Linked DNA regions of Homo sapiens: region 2 is linked to region 1. Evidence: chromatin contacts called from ENCODE Hi-C or POLR2A ChIA-PET data. All regions are on one chromosome and are shown on one strand. The core of a region is the stretch at or near the end of the contact, and the rest is flanking DNA. Distances in the headings are between cores, read along the strand shown. Region 1 holds the start of TUBB3 (tubulin beta 3 class III). Region 2 overlaps DEF8 (differentially expressed in FDCP 8 homolog).

The links. Hi-C counts contacts between places; a loop is a spot of excess contacts on that map. ChIA-PET counts read pairs that join two places held with the same protein, here RNA polymerase II (POLR2A). Pooled maps may share reads with other maps.
Region 2: a map of cardiac septum shows a loop between it and region 1 (2.2-fold over the local background). The contact joins the enhancer-like site here to the promoter of TUBB3 in region 1. A Hi-C loop is called at or near these places in 13 of 168 maps with a recorded cell type or tissue (A673, B cell, CD8-positive, alpha-beta T cell and 10 more), 18 of 37 single-sample maps with no recorded cell type and 25 of 50 pooled maps. POLR2A ChIA-PET finds 5 or more read pairs at or near these places in 26 of 52 experiments (A549, A673, AG04449 and 21 more).

The regions. Positions count from the first base shown.
Region 1 is chr16:89,920,349-89,924,591 of GRCh38, forward strand. It overlaps TUBB3 (tubulin beta 3 class III), which reads left to right and starts at 2,994. Exons shown (of 4, transcript NM_006086.4): 1 at 2,994-3,110. The coding sequence starts at 3,054. MC1R (melanocortin 1 receptor) reads left to right here. Exons shown (of 1, transcript NM_002386.4): 1 at 1-624. RefSeq lists enhancers at 1-820, 1,707-2,590, 2,513-2,807 and silencers at 2,661-2,750, 2,771-2,920, 3,001-3,250.
Region 2 is chr16:89,963,833-89,971,121 of GRCh38, forward strand. DEF8 (differentially expressed in FDCP 8 homolog) reads left to right here. Exons shown (of 13, transcript NM_001242818.2): 11 at 338-478; 12 at 634-743; 13 at 2,029-4,228. The coding sequence ends at 2,131. It also overlaps the pseudogene CENPBD1P. Among named protein-coding and RNA genes, the nearest start is that of SNORA119, 14 kb to the left of the region's middle. Within about 2 kb of position 3,804, at least 2 of the 41 ENCODE cell types and tissues checked have a DNase peak (open chromatin) inside an H3K27ac peak, as active enhancers do.

The DNA.
Region 1 (4,243 bases), core at 1,744-4,243:
GAAAGTGTTGAAGCGCGGACCCTTCTGGGTCCAGGGAGGGGTCCCTGCAAAACTCCAGGCAGGACTTCTCACCAGCAGTCGTGGGGAACGGAGGAGGACATGGGGAGGTTGTGGGGCCTCAGGCTCCGGGCACCAGGGGCCAACCTCAGGCTCCTAAAGAGACATTTTCCGCCCACTCCTGGGACACTCCGTCTGCTCCAATGACTGAGCAGCATCCACCCCACCCCATCTTTGCTGCCAGCTCTCAGGACCGTGCCCTCGTCAGCTGGGATGTGAAGTCTCTGGGTGGAAGTGTGTGCCAAGAGCTACTCCCACAGCAGCCCCAGGAGAAGGGGCTTTGTGACCAGAAAGCTTCATCCACAGCCTTGCAGCGGCTCCTGCAAAAGGAGGTGAAATCCCTGCCTCAGGCCAAGGGACCAGGTTTGCAGGAGCCCCCCTAGTGGTATGGGGCTGAGCCCTCCTGAGGGCCGGTTCTAAGGCTCAGACTGGGCACTGGGGCCTCAGCCTGCTTTCCTGCAGCAGTCGCCCAAGCAGACAGCCCTGGCAAATGCCTGACTCAGTGACCAGTGCCTGTGAGCATGGGGCCAGGAAAGTCTGGTAATAAATGTGACTCAGCATCACCCACCTTAGCCCCTTCCAGAAAGTGCTTGAAGTTTGCGGGTGGAGGGATGGGGGAGGGGAAGGTGGGCAGGGGTGAGAGTCGAGAGGGAAGAAAGGAGTCCCGGAAAACGTGGCTGCCTCCCCAGGTGAGGAAGCCACAGCCCCAGAGGCCCCAAATGCCTGGGGAGTGTGGAGGTCCCAACCAGGCTTGCGCTGACCCTGCTTCTCGGTTTTCTCTCCGTGCTGACAAACCCCAGCCTAGAGGAAGGACGAGCAGGTGCAGCAGGGCCCCAGTCCCCTCCACTCTTGACGCTGTCCTAGCTGCAGAAGAGGCGGGTTCCCAGCCTTCCCTGTGACCACATGTGACCTCAGCCGGGACACATCCCTTTGCTGGCCCTGGCCCTGAGTCCCTCCAGCCATGATGAGCCGTGAATGGGACCATCCCTGTCCACTCTGAGATGCCTGGAAGGGGGCTCAGTGCAGGTGGGCTGGGGGCTGGGTCTGCTGTCTGCCCAGCACTGCCATTCTGGGAGTAGGCAGGTGGGGAAGGGGTCGGGGGTGGAGGGTCTGTGTTCAGCCAGTCCTGGGAAATGCTTGATGTGAGGCTTCTGAAGATGGCAGTGAGGCAGAGGCCCAGCCGGCGGAGAAGTCCCTGGGAGTGAGTACCTGGGGATGAACTATGCTGCCTGGTGCTGGGGAGCAGTGGCGCCCCTGGGCCATCCCTCTGCTGAAACCTGGGCGTCTCGCTGAAGAGACCACCTCCATTTCCTCTGCAGAGACTGAGCACTCAGTCAGCCCCCTTCCTGGGACAGGCTCAATGGAGGCTGCAGGGCCATCAGCCGACTCCTACGCAGGCTCAGTCAGCAGCCCCCTGGCCAGCCCCACCCCTGACTGCCGGCCTCAGAACTGGGAGCTGCTTCCTGGCAGGGCCCGCCTCTGCTGGGAGACCGGACGGTGAGTCAGCCTTAAGCCCGGCACCAGACCCCTCTGAGGATGGAGCAGGAGCTGGCTGCCCTGAGGCTGCAAAACTTCTTCCCTCGTGGAGACAGGGAGGCACCTCAGACACTCACCCCGGACTCCCTTGAACAGGGACAGGGAGGAACCCCAGGCAGCTAGACCCCAGCAGCAGCCACACGAGCACACTGTGGGGCAGGGAGGGGCATCTCTTGAGAACAAAAGATCCATTTCTCGACTTTCCAAACTGGAGAGCTTCTTGAGAGAAAAGAGAGAGACAGGTACAGGTCCACGCCACCCACACACAGCCCTGTGCACACAGACCGGACACAGGCGTCCACAGGCAAGTTCGCAGCTGCTCATTTTGTGAAGTGAATGCTGATTTGGGGGCCGGGTGGGGTTCGTCTGTACATCGTGCACTGTCAGACCCTTCCTGAAGGATTTTTGTTACTGAAGTATCAGAAGGCCCTTGTTCTAAGGTGGTGGCACTGTAATATCTGGCCCAGGAGGAGGTCAGTGCCGTGCCGGCGAGTCCTTTGCTCCCTTCCTTCTCTGACCAGTAAACGCATCTCCAGTCGCTCCCCCGAGGCCCCCCTGCACGCAGTCTCCGACCTCAGAGAGTGAGTCAGATAGAAGCCGCTGCCCACCCTCCCCCACCCTGGCCGGGTTCTTGCCTGGCTTGTGCGTCCTTGTGACAATTCCTGACACGGATGCGCACCGGGCAGTGGCACGTCCAGGTGCTGTGCGCGCCCGGGCCCACAAAGCTCCTTTGGACGCTCATGGCAGCCCCTTGGTGGAGGAGGTCGGGTGCCCACCCCCTCCCCGCCCACTGCGGAAGCCGGCGACCCACGGAGCTCGCTCTCGGCCGCCGCCACCCCTCTGTGTTCGCGCCCTTCCGAGCTCTGATCCGACGCTTTGTTTCTTCTCAGTGGGTTCAGGGCCTGGGCCAGCCTTTACCTACCTCCCCCACCCAAAACCGGCAAAAGCTCAGAGCACCTTGTCTGCCAAAAGACAGGGAGCTGGGATGGTGCGGGTTGGTCTCTAAACCGGCGTGGGGAAAAAAGACCCTCCGTACAAAGCCGCAGGGTGGGGCTGTCGCAAGGGCGGAACCGAGAGGGTAGCTGGGGGCGGGGTTCCCAGGGCCAAGAGGGGCCATTGTCCTCCCTGGAGCCCGGCGCCCCCACAGCCAGCTCCTCTGGGAGACAGCCCCTCCTTTCGAATGCGCGGGGCCCTCAGACCGCGCCCGGCCCAGCGCTGGGGGATCCTTGGCTGCGGGAGGGGCGCCGCATTGCGCGCGGCGGGCGGGGACGCGCGGTGCGGAGCCTGCGGGCCGGGCGGGGCTCTGCGGCGGCGCCTCCCGATTGGCCACCCGCGGTGACATCAGCCGATGCGAAGGGCGGGGCCGCGGCTATAAGAGCGCGCGGCCGCGGTCCCCGACCCTCAGCAGCCAGCCCGGCCCGCCCGCGCCCGTCCGCAGCCGCCCGCCAGACGCGCCCAGTATGAGGGAGATCGTGCACATCCAGGCCGGCCAGTGCGGCAACCAGATCGGGGCCAAGGTGAGGCTGCGCGCCCCGGCCTGTCCCGGGCCCCGGGGCGGGAGGAGGGAGGCGCCGTGCCCCGCGGGCCGCACCTCCAGCTGCCCCCGCCCCTGCGAACCTGCAACAAAGGGATGCGCCCAGCGCCGCGCCGGGCGGCCGGGACGCGGGGCCCCCGCCCTGGGACTCTCGCCTGCACCTCTCTGCCCCTGCCCAGGTGACCTCGGGCTGTCGAGGCGCAGCTCACGTCAGTCGCGAAGCCTCAGCCCCCTCCACACCTGCGCCCCCTCCACACCTGCACCCCCTCCACCGGGCCTCCGCAGGTGCAGCTGGGAGCCCTGTCTGGGCGTGGCCCTCTTTTTTGGGGCCGCGGCATAGCCTTGAGTGAGACGGGTGGGGTAGGCAGGTTTGGGTGGGGTGGGGGGTTCTCCTCACAGCCGTGATTTCCTCGGCCCGAACCCCCCACTGGAGTAGCCGAACGTCCCCCGAGAGGCTAGAGCCGCCCCGATTTCCCCAGCCTGCTCCGACACCCCTCGGCGTCCTAGCTCCACCCTGTCCCTTTGTTGGAGGGGTTGGGCCTGGACTCGAGATGACCTTGGTCCAGGACCAGGCTCTCCATCGGCGCAGCCGCTCCTGGGCAACCCCCGCGGGGCTTGACCGCGCCCACCCAGGGTCTACCAGTCTGGGGATTGGATGTGGGAACAAAGCCGGGCTGTGGGGTGTGGAGGCTGCACCGTGGCGCGCCCCTCCCTCCATTGTTAGCCCACCTCGCAGATGTTGGGGCCACGCAGAAAGGGGCGTTGGTGCAGCTGTGCAGGGACCCCTGCCTAAATCATTAAGGGGACGTCGTGTCCCCTGGTCCTGGGAGGCTGTCCCTGGCCCAAGGTCACACAGCAGGTGCGAGAGAGCTGGGCTGGCCCTTGGTTCTCATCCCCTGCAGGAGCCAACCTGGGGCTCGGGCGGGGCGGGTTGGGGGCGCTGCTTGCCAAAGGATCTGCCCTCCGAACAGTGTTGGGGAACAGGGGATCGGGGGGGGAGGCTGGCTTTGTCAGGACCAAGGCCAGGGACCCAGCTCAGGGCTGGTGCAGCGCTGATTCTGGGAAGGAGGGGGTGCAGGAGACGGTCCTGGAGGGGAAGGGGCCAGAGAAAGGCAG
Region 2 (7,289 bases), core at 2,554-5,053, 44 kb after region 1:
AAAATACGTTGTGTGCTGGGGTGGTGAACTCTGTGACAAGATAGAGAAGGAAGGGTGGGGAATGTGGGAAGCGTGGGGAGTGCGGGGATGCGGTGTGGCTGGGAGGGGCTGCCTTAGGGAGTGGAGGGCGGGGGGCTACACAGGTCAGGAAACGTGGCCCGGGTCCATCTTCCCCTGTCGGCTTCCTGGGGCTCCTGGATTCTACTCCTGGGGCCCAGACCCTTGTGTAGCTCGTTTCTCTGTGAGCACCTGGGCCCTGACCACTGCAGCGACCATGGGTGGGCGGTGGGAGGGGCCCTCCCCGGTGCAGGGCGTCACGGCTGCTGGGACTTGGCAGCTCCAGGATCGGCAGCATTTTGTGGAGAACGACGAGATGTACTCTGTCCAGGACCTCCTGGACGTGCATGCCGGCCGCCTGGGCTGCTCGCTCACCGAGATCCACACGCTCTTCGCCAAGCACATCAAGCTGGACTGCGAGGTGGGCCTCTGCCCGAGGGCCGCTCTTCTCCAACCCCAGCCCTGAGGGGGGATTGGCAGGAGAAGCAGCCCAGCCCAGTGTGTCCCTGGCCTCAGAGTGCCCAGAGGAGCTGGCACTGACGTGCCCGTGCCCCAACCCCACACTGTTCCCCCCAGCGGTGCCAGGCCAAGGGCTTCGTGTGTGAGCTCTGCAGAGAGGGCGACGTGCTGTTCCCGTTCGACAGCCACACGTCTGTGTGCGCCGACTGCTCCGCGGTCTTCCACAGGTGGGTGTGGCCTGGGCCCCGCACTCGGGGGCTGGGGCTCTGCGCTGTCCTCTGGGGAGCTGCCCCTTGGCCTCCGGTAGGATGATGCCGTGGGAGCTGGCACTGCTCCCCCGAGAAAGGGGAGACATAAAGACTCTTTGGGTCTTTGCTGACCCTGAGATATGAAGTCAGACCCTGATGTCTGTGACTAAATGAGAAGTTCCCTTAGGAGCGGCACCTGGGGGATGAGGGGGCTGCCCCTTCCCAGGTCCCTCCCGGACCAGCCCCTGAAACTCCAGCTTGGTCTCTGATGTGTTCACAGCATCCCAGCTGCTCCCTTTCTCTACTAGGATTGAAGTCACTCTTTCAGGGTTAGTATAGGCTAGAGATTCCCAAACCTATAGTTCCTGCCACCCTTTAATGTCTCAGTAATTTTTTCAAAGTGTTTCTAAGCCAGAAGAAATTCCTAACACTTTGATTTATTAAGTACTTATGCTCTCGCGTTTTTTTTCCTAGCCGCTAGACCAACAGGGAAAAATACTTATGTTCAAACAACTTTATAAGTATTTGTATCCTAAAGATTGAGTGGCTCTTGGAAAAATAATGTACACAAATTAGAAGAAAAATATTTTAATTTCATTCTTCAGTAAGTATGATTACTTACTAATGATATGGGTACACCTTTTGGGCCTCACACATCTTCCAGACCTGGAATCAGATGGACACTCCCCCCCAGTTTCTGTCCCCTGATTTTTGCCTGGAATTTGCTATTTTTCATAGCAACTGCTGAAATCCCAGCTCTACAGAGCGATGGTGTCACACAGATGGGACTGTGGCAGAAACTAAGGTTGAGACTGAACTCGCTCGAGCTAGTCGTTTGCTCAGTGTCTGACAGGTGTTAATTACTGCTACGTTCTGTTTAAAAGTTTGAACTAGGCTGCGGTGCCCCAGGGTGCCGTGATGTACAGTTTGGGAGCCAGGGGAGGGATAGGAACAGGTGGGAATCGTGAGGAAGGGCTCTGAGTCGAGTCTGGCGTGGCCACCTGGCTCAGCCCCTCAGCTGTGTGAACTGGGACCTGTGTGGTTGGGGGATAGCAGGTAGCGTGAGGACCCCTGGAGGTCCACATCTGCACGCCCGTAAGCGCTCTGCACACGGCCATACAGTCACTTGCATCTGGCTGCAGACTCCGACTCTGCCCTTTGGTAACGGCTGTAGAGGGGATGATAGGAGCTGACCTAGGACGCTTGGGGGGATTCAGTGCTGGAGTTTCCTGTGCAGAGAGCCCCGACCTCTTTCTGCCCCCAGGGACTGCTACTACGACAACTCCACCACTTGTCCCAAGTGTGCCCGGCTCAGCCTGAGGAAGCAGTCGCTCTTCCAGGAGCCAGGTCCCGATGTGGAGGCCTAGCGCCGAGGAACAGTGCTGGGCACCCCGCCTGGCCCGCCAGGACCCACCCTGCCAACATCAAGTTGTTCCTTCTGCTCCGGAGACCCCTGGGGTGCGGCCCTGGCCCCCTCCACCCCTGCTGGGCCAGAGCGGGTGGGCAGTGTCAAGGCCCGCTGTCTCCCAGGTGCTTGCTGGGACTCGGGGCGGCTGCACCTGGCTGTCACCTGGGTGTGCTGCTGTGAGGGGTCCTTGCGTGGCCCCCATCCTTCCCCCAATGCAGAACTCCATGGGCAGGGAGCTGGGGGGACATCTCACCTCCCCCATGGCACAGAGCCCTCCACACCCCTGGACCAGGGCATCCGGGCCCTAGAAATTCCACAGCTCCCGTCCTGGCCACCCTGGAAGCTCATCAGGCCAAGACCCGGACAGAGCTTCAGAGGAGTGTTGAGTGACACCTGAGGATGCGGCTGCACACACTCAGCCAAGGGCCGAGTCTCACCTGCGGTGGGGTGTCGGCTCTGCCTGGGGGCTCCATCCCTTTCAGCCACTCGTGGCCTTGGGGATTTCTGGTTGTCCCCAGCTGGGACTGTTCACAGTTGTCACCTGCAGACCTGCCTCTCCCTGGCCTGAGGTTCAAAGGCCTCATCGGATGGTCAGTACAGTGGGGTCACCTGTTGTTTCTATACAACAGCAGGGAAGGGGCCATGGAGCTTTTCCCTGCTGGGTGCTCCTGCTTTGGCCCAGCCCACCTTTCCTGGTGCTCCAAGCTAGGAGGCTGTGGCCCCAGCCTGAGGAGGGTGTCCTGGCCTCCAGGTGTGCAGCAGGGGCTGTGTGCTGGGGGAGGTTCCAGTTAGGCGATGGGATCCTGCAGTGGTCTGGTGGCATTTCTTGGAACCAGATTTACCTGAGGAGCTCTGTCCTGCTCCCTGTGGAGGGCTCCAGATAGCTCAGAAATGACCAGCCAATGGCCTTTTGTTTGGGGGCCTGAGGTCAAGAGAGCTGAGAGTATTCGCTCGACTGAGCACATTCAGGAAGATCAGGGCAGGCGTGTGGGAGGTCCCTCACTCCACGGGACAGAGGCCCCTGGGCAGCAGAGGAAACCTACAGCTCTGGGTGAGGGGACACTTGGCTTTGGTGTTTGCACTTTACAGATCCTGCGGTCCACGAGGGGCCTCAGGAGAGGACGTGTCAGGACGTGGCTTCCCAGCCTTCTGCCTTGGGCAGTGGGGGTGCTCCTGTCTGTCCTTTTCCCCCACACCCTGGACTGTGCTTGGCTGTTGGTGCACATGGTTGGCACACGGTGGGCAGAGGGCAGAGAATGCCACTGCTTGGTTATTGGTCCCCTTTGACCAGGAAACCCAAGAGGAGACACCTCAGTCAGCAGAAAGGCCACCTGGCTCACTGGCTCATTCCAGGAGTGGGAGAGACGGCAGGGTCTCCTCTTTGTCCTCCGGCATCAGGAAGGGGATGGTGTCCACTCCCCACTGTGGTGGCTTTAGGCAAGGTTCTTATTGTCTGCTCTGCCTCGGTTTCCCCATCTGGAAAATGGGGGCAGGGGTCCTGACCTACCTCAGGTGGAACGGTGAGCAGGGAACATGTCGGAGTCCTTCAGAGAATGTGATGTGAGGTTGGATCAACAGTGTGGGTTCCTGTCCTGTTTCCCCTTCCTCTTTGGGGCTGAGGAGGAGGTTAAAGGCCAAATGCTGTTTCCCAACACCCCAAAGTCTGCACACGTCTCATGAATGCATCACATTTCTGTCATATGGATATTAGCCATTCCGAAATCTGTGTAATCAACTTCACATTATTCAAGTTACAAATCACTGTGTCCATAGAAAAACTGTGCTGGTATTTGCTGGACAAAGGGTTGGGCCCCTTTTATTTTTACCTGCCACCCAGCATCTCCCCCACCTGCCCCTTCTGGGTGACACAGCCGGTAAACGGAATCACGTATGGTTCTTTCTGTGGGTCTGTGGCACAGCAGGAAGAGCCCGGTGCCGCCAGCACCTTGTGGAAGACCACACATGGGTGGTCCCACAGCATGGGACCAGGCTGGCCTGAGGGATGCCCAGTTGTAACAATGCTGCTGTCACTGTCTCATTAAATATACATCCTTTAGCCTGGTGTGTGTGTGGTGAATTGCGGACAAAGTAAGAGAAATTGGTCTGTTGACATACAAGTCATTTGCAGGCTTAGGAAAGACAGCCTTTGCCATCCAATGGGGTTGAATGTAATCTGGTGTGAGGCGAAGTAACATGTCCTGATTGGTTGGGAGAACTACCTGTGGTATCACACAGACGTGTTGAACGTCTCTGGGCCCAAGCTGTTCTCCGGCCTCCGCCTCCCGGGCCCAAGCTGTTCTCCGGCCTCCGCCTCCCGGGCCCAAGCTGTTCTCCGGCCTCTGTCTCCTGAGTAGCTGGGACTACAGGTGCATGCCACCATGCCCAGCTAATTTTTTGAATTTTTATTAGAGACAGGGTTTTACCATGTTGGCTAGGCTGGTCTCAAACTCCTGACCTCAGGTGATCCTCCTGCCTCGGCCTCCCAAAGTGCTGGCATTACAGGTGTGAGCCACGGCGCCTGGCCAGGCATTGATTTTTCTTAGTGTCCGATGTCCTTCCAGAAGGACATTCCCACCAGCAGTGTATGACAGTGCCCATTACCTATAGCCTCGACAGCAGATTGTGTTGTCATACCTTTCAATGCAGTGTGAGAAATGTATCTCTGTCATTTTAATTTGCATTTCTCTAATCATGAGTGAGGTCAAACTTTTCATATGTTTCAGGATCTATTTATGAATTATGTGCCCATTTTTTCGATTGGGTTCTTGGTATTTTTTCTTCTTAATCTGAGTTTCTCACATATTGGGAATATTAACCTGTTATTTGTGAGATGGAAATATTTTCTTTGTGAATTGCCATTTGACTTTGTGTTATTTTCTTTCCTATGGCAAAGTTTTACTTTGCTTACATTTTTATATGGTCACATTGATTAATATTTATTTCATCTAGGTTTTAATGTCTGGAAGGGCTAGTCTCCCCTTTGCAATTTTTCTTTTCCTTTTTTTTTTTTTTTTGAGATGGAGTCTCGTTCTGTTGCCCAGGCTGGAGTGCAGTGGTGTGATCTCGGCTCACTGCAAGTTCTGCCTCCCAGGTTCATGCCATTCTTCTGCCTCAGCCTCTGAGTAGCTGGGACTACAGGCGCCTGCCACCATGCCCGGCTAATTTTTTTTGTATTTTTTAGTAGAGACGTGTTTCACCTCGTTAGCCAGGACGGTCTTGATCTCCTGACCTCATGATCTGCCTGCCTTGACCTCCCAAAGTGCTGGGACTACAGGTGTGAGCCACCGTGCCTGGCCATTTTTTTGTATATTTTTAGTAGAGATGGGGTTTCACCATGTTAGCCAGGATGGTCTTGATCTCCTGACCTTGTGATCCTCCTGCCTCAGCCTCCCAAAGTGCTGGTATTACAGGCGTGAGCCACCGTGCCCGGCCTCAATTTTTCTTTTTTAAAAAACGTCTTCTGCTGGGCATGGTGGTTCACACTTTTAATCCCTGCACTTTTGGAGGTCCAGGCTAGAGGATCATTTGAGCCCGGGAGTTCCAGACCAGCCTGGGCAACACACAGACTCCTTCTCTACCAAAATAATTAGCTGGTGGTGGTGGCATGTGCCTGTAGTCCCAACACTCCAGAGGCTGAGGTATGAGGATTGCTTGAACTTTGGAGGTCGAGGCTACAGTGAACCAAGATTGTGCCACTGCACTCCAGCTTCGATGATGGAGCGAGACCGTCTCAAAGAAAAAAAGTTTTCCTGGCGATTCTTACACATATATGAGCTTTTAAAAGCATATATTTAAATAACATTTTAATGACAAAATTTGATGCTCTCAAGTATCAAAATGGAAATACCAACAGCAAGGTTTCCAGGGATGTCCAACACCACAGAGCAGGGAGGCCTGGCTGGGCCTCCACTGTTGAGGTCATCATGGTGCTTCCGCTTTATTCTGATTAACTTTTGGTTACACACATTGAAAAATGACCTAAGAGAGTTGTTTTGAGTGGCGCTTTTTCTCATTGTACAGCTCCTGCTAGCAGTTTACTGCAACACTGATTTCTCTGGAACCTCTCAGTTTCCAGTCATCATTAGGGCTGTTACTAGCAAGGACCTACAAGCCAGCCTCAAAATGTGAGAGGGCTGCCGACAGTCTTCCTGTGGTTAGCTGCCACAGTGCCCAGGGACCATCTTCCCTCTCCTCCTCCCCCACTGCCAGCTCCTGTTCCAGCCGCATCAGTTCCTCATTTGAGAGATCTTCTTCATGGGACTGCAGCAACTGGTCCACAGCAGCCTCAGCAACCTCTTCAAAGGCCACATTTCTGGCAAGGGTCACAATGTTTTTTTGAAGCTGTGCAATGTTATCTGCCTGGGAAAAACGCTGGGCCTGAACACACTCAGGCCAAATCTTCTTCCACATGCTGTTCATTAGTGCTGGTTTGAGCTCCTCCCATGCGATGGCCATGTCCACAGCATCCATGATGCTGTAGTTTCTCCAAAATTCCCTGATCATAGCTGTGTCCTCACCATCCGCTGCTTCTAGGATGTGCTGAAAAGTCCTTCTCAGATAATGAGCTTTCAAGGTCGAGATTACACCTTGACACGTGGTCCGGATTGAGTCAGCTGTACTGTCATGAAGGTATTATACTCTTGTACTTCTTTTTTTTCTTTTTTTTTTTTGAGACGGAGTTTCACTCCTGTTGTCCAGGATGGAGTGCAATGGCGCGATCTCGGCTCACCACAACCTCCGCCTCCCAGGTTCAAGCAATTCTCCTGCTTTAGCCTCCCGAGTAGCTGGGATTACAGGCCTGCACCACCACGCCCGGCTAAATTTGTATTTTTAATAGAGACGGGGTTTCTCCATGTTGAGGCTGGTCTCGAACTCCTGACCTCAGGTGATCCGCCCGTCTCGGCCTCCCAAAGTGCTGGGATTACAGGCGTGAGCCACCGCGCCTGGCCTGAAGGTATTCTACTCTTAGTTATCAGAAAGGTCGCTCAAATTTACAGAGTGGCATGACGCACTGTCTAGTATGAGCAGTGCTTTGTTGGTGAGATTATTTTGGGCACTGTATTTTTCAACGGCAAAAAAAGTAAGTGAACCATTCATGAAAGATGCTCCTGGTCACC